2 separate regions of the Homo sapiens genome follow, and region 2 is linked to region 1. A link is a contact called in ENCODE Hi-C or POLR2A ChIA-PET data. All regions are on one chromosome and are shown on one strand. Each heading gives the region's core, a stretch centred on a gene start or an enhancer-like site at or near the end of the contact. The rest is flanking DNA. Distances are from core to core; before and after follow the strand shown. Region 1 has its middle 39 kb from the start of LINC01819. Region 2 has its middle 20 kb from the start of LINC01819.

Region 1 (3,056 bases), core at 234-2,733:
AATATTTTTACACCTAACCCAAAGGGTCATAAGGCGCATTTCCCTTGGAGACCAAGATAGAGGGAGGGAGCTTCCATCTTTTCCCATGGGATAAGCTGGGAGATGCCTGCCCATTTTCAAAAGCCCCAGAGTCCCACCTGCTGGGTGGGACTCTGAAGGCAGAGGAGCCGTCTTTGTGGAGAGTAATATAATCAGAAGGAAACCCAAGCTTCTGAGTTCCTCAGCATCTTGCACCATCTCCTAAAGGGCGCAGGGGATACGGCAACCCCTGGAGGGGCGAGGGGGGAACCAGTGCAGTAGGCATTATCCCTGAGAGGCTCCTCCATGCATCCCTCATGGACAGGGCCTCTAATCATGGCCAGTGGGCAGGGGTGTGGGTGCTGGGTGCAGGCAGCAGCTGTGGGTGTCCGTAGGGAGCAAAGCCGTAGGGAAGGCCTTGTTGTCTTGAACCTGGAGTCATCCCAGGAGGCAGGGCCCAGAAAAGGGCCTCTCCCTGCCCCTCCCAGCTTTACAGAACCTACTGCTTAGAAGATCCTCTGTAAATATTTGTTGGATTTAGTTGAATGGAGTTGAAATCTCATTTCCTGATTCTGGTAAGGCTGGAAGTGCAGGCTGAGTGGGTGGGATCCAATTCACTGGGGGTTGGGGTGGGAGGGATGCAAGGCCATACTAGGCAGCTCAGCTCTTGGGGCATGTCCTGAACCTGGAAGACCACAGCCATTCCTGCCCTTCTACCCCACCACTACTTGTGTGAGGGTCCCCAACCCGAAAGAGGTTCCTGATCGTTCAGGACGCTAGGAAGCAGAAAGGAAGCCAAGGCCAGAGACAAGGAGAGGCTAAGTGAAGGAGGCAGCCACACCCAAAACCCCAGGAGCATCTGGGCGGCCCTCACCCCACAGGAGAACCCACCCCCCCTCCACTGCCCCACCCCGCCCTGCCCTCTAACACTGTACCAGGCAGAATGCAGCATCTCCACTGTGTGTGTGTGCGTGTGTGTGTGTGCATGTGTGTGTGCACAGCCTGAGTCTCCCTTGGACAGAGCCTTGGTCCCAATCTTGGTACTTTTTTTCCCAAGAAAGCTCGGCAGCCAGTTCTGCCGTTTTTGGCCAGGCTCTTGGGGAAGGCGGCCTGTTTGGGCACATGGGCTCCCACGTGCGCAGAAGCATCACCTGCCCTCCATGTGATGCGCACACTCACAGACCCACATGCTTACGTACTTGCAGACTCGCCCAGGCACACGTGTATCGCCACATGCAGACACGCAAGCATACACTTGCTGCACTCAGACCTCCTGGTGTGAACACACGGTGTGCACCGTCGGAGATAGCCAGTGGCCCCACGTACATGCCATCCCTCAGGCACAGAGAACCAGCCCACAGGTCCCACTTGGAGGGACATGAAGCAGACAGGGTCCCCAGGCTGTATGCTTCTCCTAGGCCGGTGTCCACCACAGTCAGCCACATACATCTGCTGCCATGACACAGGCTCCCTTTGTGCTGCCAGGCCCAGGGGGACAATGGGGGTCTGTTTCCTCCCCGGAGCTCAACACCATCCCTCTCCCCACAACACTGCCTGGCAGCCTGGGGCCTGGGAGCCCAGCCGCATGTTTCAGAGGGTTCAGAGGGTTCGGGAAACTCCCCAAGGCCACGTTCTGCATGCGGAGCTCCAGGGGAAGCCCAGTCTGGTGGGGGCTTCCAGGGGCCCCAAGGGAACTGTGGCTCCCTCTGCTCTGTGATGGGGAGGGGAGAACCGGGGTCTGCACTTATTGTGATCCTCTGGCATCCAGTCAGGCCAAGGTTGACAGTGGAGGTCCCGCTAGAGGGGGTGGCTGTGCCTGTGGGCCTGGGAAGGCCTCTCGAGCCTGGGCTGCCCTGTCCACTGCTGAACTGCACCTGCGCCGAGGCAGGCACAGACCCCTACAATGCCCGGGAGGAGAGTCTTGATTTCTCATAAGGACATGGCCACTCTGTGAATCTGAGTTTTGGGGACTTGGAGGCTGCAGCCTGCTGGTCACTTGACTCCCTCAAATGTCCCATGACCAAAGCCACTGTCGCCACCACACCCTCCATTTCTGTTTTGACATCCTTGCTACTTTTTCTGGCATTCAACACCACCTCCCTCCTGCAAAATATTCATTCAGTCTCTCAGTCACTACTGATGGAGTACTCACTGGGTACGAGGAACTGCTCTGGGCACGGGCTACTGGATTTTTCTCATTTTACTCTCTGTGACATCTTTGGACAAGTCTTAGGTTCCAGGCCAGTTGATTTTTCTTGCTTTCTTCCACATATACTGCTGTTTCTTTTTCTGTGCTGTTTGCTCATTCACCTATGAATTAATGCAATCCACATTTATTGGGCATTGGGTTGACAGATAAAATAATGCAATATTTCTATTCATTGTTATTATTTTATTATTACTATTCATTGTTTATCTGAAATTCAGAATTAACTGGGCATCTTGTATTTTTATTTGTTAAATTTGGTAGCCCTAACTGAGCACCTACTGTGAGCTGTCCTCCACAAATACAAGGACAGCAGACCCAGTGCCTGCCCCTCAGAGAGCTCCCAGTCTAGTAGGAGAGGTCCTACTATAGGCAAGAAAGGAGATCCATACCTCAAGGAAGGGTGGGGGCTCTTACAAGTGGATTCAGGGTACCATGGGTGCTCAGGGAAGGGGAACCCAACCTGGCCTTGAGTGGGAGGTGAGAAGGCTTCCTGAAGAAATTAACTTAAGTCTTAAAAATTAAGTAGGGAGTCAGGCACAATGAACAGTGGAATGGGGGCAACAGGGTGCCATTCAGTGCATTGATGCAGGGAGCCCCACAGTGAAATGGCTGCCTGCTGGGTGGGGTCAACTGGCACAGGGCTGAAGGTGTGTAAAGGAGCTGCTATCAAGGCCAGCTTGCAAGATTGGGCAGACAGAGACAAAGGACCCAGAAACTGTGTGTAGCCTCTACTTTCTATAAAAGGATGAGGCAAAGAAGGATTCATGATTGGAGGTTGAGAGCTTGGTGTTCAGAAGGAGAAGAAGCAGATGTCATATTGACCTCGTGC
Region 2 (3,056 bases), core at 154-2,653, 59 kb after region 1:
CCCAGGTGAACTCCTGCTGCTCTCTCCCTGCAGCCAGCCCCCTCCTGCTTCCTGAGCAACCCCCGCGTGCCCAGATCCTCTCAATCCTCCCTGCTTTCTGTCTCCTGTGAGGGGATGGAGGGAGGGATACGGTTCCAAATTCTATTCCTGCAGGTCAACAGCATCAGCATGGCTTTCCCAGCATGAAGTGGGTCGTTCTTCCAGGCCCACTGGGGGAATTGGAAGCCGCAGGGCAGACTCAGGGAATCACTGGAGATGGTGCAGTGACCTTTAAGTAGCGCTGCGGGACCACCAAGCTCCGGAACTCAGGCTACCCCCATGGACGCCCCCCCAGGTCACTGTTCTCTGCTTCTCAGGCTGGGGCAGTGGCTCCCCATTTCAAAGGTCCCTCTGCCCCAGGGGACTTTCAATCCCTTCCTCAGTGCCCACCCTGGTTTGAAAAGCTCTAATGAGGAGGCCACTGTGTTCACTGCAAAAGAGAACCCCTGGAGCTAGTGAAATCTGAGTCCTGGGCACAGCCTGGATGCAAAGCTTTTCTGAGTTCTCACAACCTGCACGAACACATACGTGGGAAAGTGTCTTAGAGCACGTTCATTTTTCTCTGGCAAAACCTAATTAACACGCAACGCCACCTTCCTCAGGAATCTGCTGCGTGCTATCATTGCAATTCCTAAGAAAGATTTAGTGAAAATTCTCTGGCTTTCCACGGCAGGCCTTGCTCATATTGTGAGTGTGTTTCTTACTCTCTGGACTCATGTCAGCAAGAAAATCAATGTCTTCCCAAGAGATGTGTGGATGATAAGGCTTCTGTTTCCCAGTAAAGTTTATGAACTAAAGCTCCCCCAACACACCCACCAGTGCACCACCCTCTATGGCGGGGGTCCACCTCCGCTTCACCACTCTCTCTTTTTCCCCAACAGCCCAGCCAAAAGGAAGTCAGAATTATAGCAGTGCAGGGAAGGACCAGGGGGCAGAGCCAGAAGTGTCATGGGAGTGAGCAAGACTGGCCTAATGGGCAAAGCCTGACACCAGCAGGAAGAGTGATAGTCCGGGGAGGTAGGCTGGTGGCACCTGGGAAGTCTGGGGCCTCAAATGGCCAGGTAGGGATCATCTCAAATGATGGAGGCCCCAGGGAGTCAGCACCCCAGAACCCAAGAGGGCTGGGGCCTTGGCTTGGCAGAATAATTGTACACATGCCCGGTGCTTTTCTACGTGCTTTATGTTGCTTAGTTCATTTAATCTTCCCAACAATTCTGTACTACTTTCACCCCCATTTTACAGACACGGTAACTGAGGCACAGAGAGACTACGTTGCTTCCTTAGAGTCATACAATTGATATGTGAGAGTCAGGATTTGAGCCCAGGTAGTGTGGCTCGGTGCCCACCCACTAAACCACCACACCACAACCCACATCACAACTCAAGCACACGGCGGAGAGGAGGAAGAGGAGGAGGTGGAGCAATAGTAACAGTCCTGGACCCAGTTAGCAGATGTTCAGGTTACTATGGCTTTGTAACTCCAAAACTTAATGGCCTAAAATATCATCAATGACTAATTTCGCTCCTGAATCTACAGTTTGGGCAGGGCATGGTGGGAAGGTTCGTTTCTTCTCTGCAAGGTGGTAGCTAGGGCAGCTCATCTGCGGACTTGAGGGCCCACTTGTAAGATGATTCAGGCAGTCAGCGAGAACTGGCTGCTGGCTGGGAGCTCAGCCAGGGCTGAGAGCTGGGGCCTCCGTTCCTCTCCACATGGGCCTCTCCACAGGCTGCTCACCCTCCCTCTCAGTACCGTGGCTGGATTCCAAGAGTGAAAACCCCAAGAGACAGGAAGTAGAAGATGACAGTTTCTGAAAGCCTAGGCCCAGAGCTGGCAGCAGCATCACTTTTGCCATATTCTATTATGTGAAGCAGTCACATATTCCAGATTCAACAGGAGGGGATATAAAATTGACCTCTAGGCCGGGCGTGGTGGTTCACGCCTGTGATCCCAGCACTTTGGAAGGCTGAGTCGGGCGAATCACCTGAAGTTGGGAGTTCAAGACCAGCCTGACCAACATGGAGAAACCCCGTCTCTACTAAAAATACAAAAATTAGCCTGGCGTGGTGGTGCATGCCTGTAATCCCAGCTACTTGGGAGGCTGAGGCAGAAGAATCACTTGAACCCGGGAGGTGGAGGTTGCAGTGAGCAGAGATCGCGCCATTACACTCTAGCCTGGGCAACAAGAGCGAAACTCCGTCTCAAAATAAAAAAGCAAAAAAAAAAAAAAAAAAAAAAAAAAAAAAATTGCTGATCTCTAGATGGAAAGAGTGTTGGAATTTGGGGGCCAGGTTTTAAAACTGCCACATGGGGCGTGGGATCCAGAGGAAGGGCTGGATTCCAGGTATGAGGGCAAAGTGGCTGTTTGATCTTGCTCAAAGGTAGACTAAAGGGAAGATAAATTGACTGTAACACTCACCAAGTCCCCAGCATGTACCAGGTGTTGGCCCTCATGGGCATTATCTCAACTTACCTTTGCAAGAACCCTCTGACACAGATTTTTCACCACTCTTTGTAGATGAGTACTCTGAGGCTCAGAGAGGGTGTAAGCCTTATCCAAGGTCACATGCTGGTGAGTGGCCAGCTTTTCCAATTCCAGAGTTGACCCTTTAACTCCTCTGATGGGTTGCCTCCAGATAAGGAGCAGGGCTGGCCCCAGAGATGTGGCAAGGTGGGTCAGGATAAGGTAGGAGAGCAAAGAGCCAGGCTGTCACTCCCCATCCACTCACCTCCTCCTCCAGAAGCCCTCCCAGGCAGGAAAGGGTCCCAAGACACCCTGTCCCAAGGACCCTTTCCCTCTGACACCTCCTCAGTCTGGGATGTGCACCGAGCTTCCCCTCCGCCCTGTCTCCCAAGCTGTATTTCTCACCCCTGAGCAGTTCCCCAAATCCTCCCTTGTACTTCCTTGAAACCTTCCCAGGGCATTCTCCCAATTCCACCTGTCTTAGCCATAAGCTGTGAATAATTACCAATGTAAGGCTTTCAATTTTCGATATAAAATTTTTACTTTAGAAAAGTT

What was found. A loop is a pair of places that touch in the nucleus more often than their neighbours do. ChIA-PET counts read pairs that join two places held with the same protein, here RNA polymerase II (POLR2A). Pooled maps may share reads with other maps.
Region 2: a loop to region 1 is called in a pooled map, with 1.9 times the contacts of the local background. The contact joins two enhancer-like sites. A Hi-C loop is called at or near these places in 1 of 168 maps with a recorded cell type or tissue (astrocyte of the cerebellum) and 2 of 50 pooled maps. POLR2A ChIA-PET finds 5 or more read pairs at or near these places in 4 of 52 experiments (Caco-2, HepG2, MCF 10A and 1 more).

The regions. Positions count from the first base shown.
Region 1 is chr2:42,999,153-43,002,208 of GRCh38, forward strand. No RefSeq gene overlaps it. Among named protein-coding and RNA genes, the nearest start is that of LINC01819, 39 kb to the right of the region's middle. RefSeq lists enhancers at 1,349-1,408, 1,433-2,214. Within about 2 kb of position 1,484, at least 5 of the 41 ENCODE cell types and tissues checked have a DNase peak (open chromatin) inside an H3K27ac peak, as active enhancers do.
Region 2 is chr2:43,057,973-43,061,028 of GRCh38, forward strand. No RefSeq gene overlaps it. Among named protein-coding and RNA genes, the nearest start is that of LINC01819, 20 kb to the left of the region's middle. Within about 2 kb of position 1,404, at least 15 of the 41 ENCODE cell types and tissues checked have a DNase peak (open chromatin) inside an H3K27ac peak, as active enhancers do.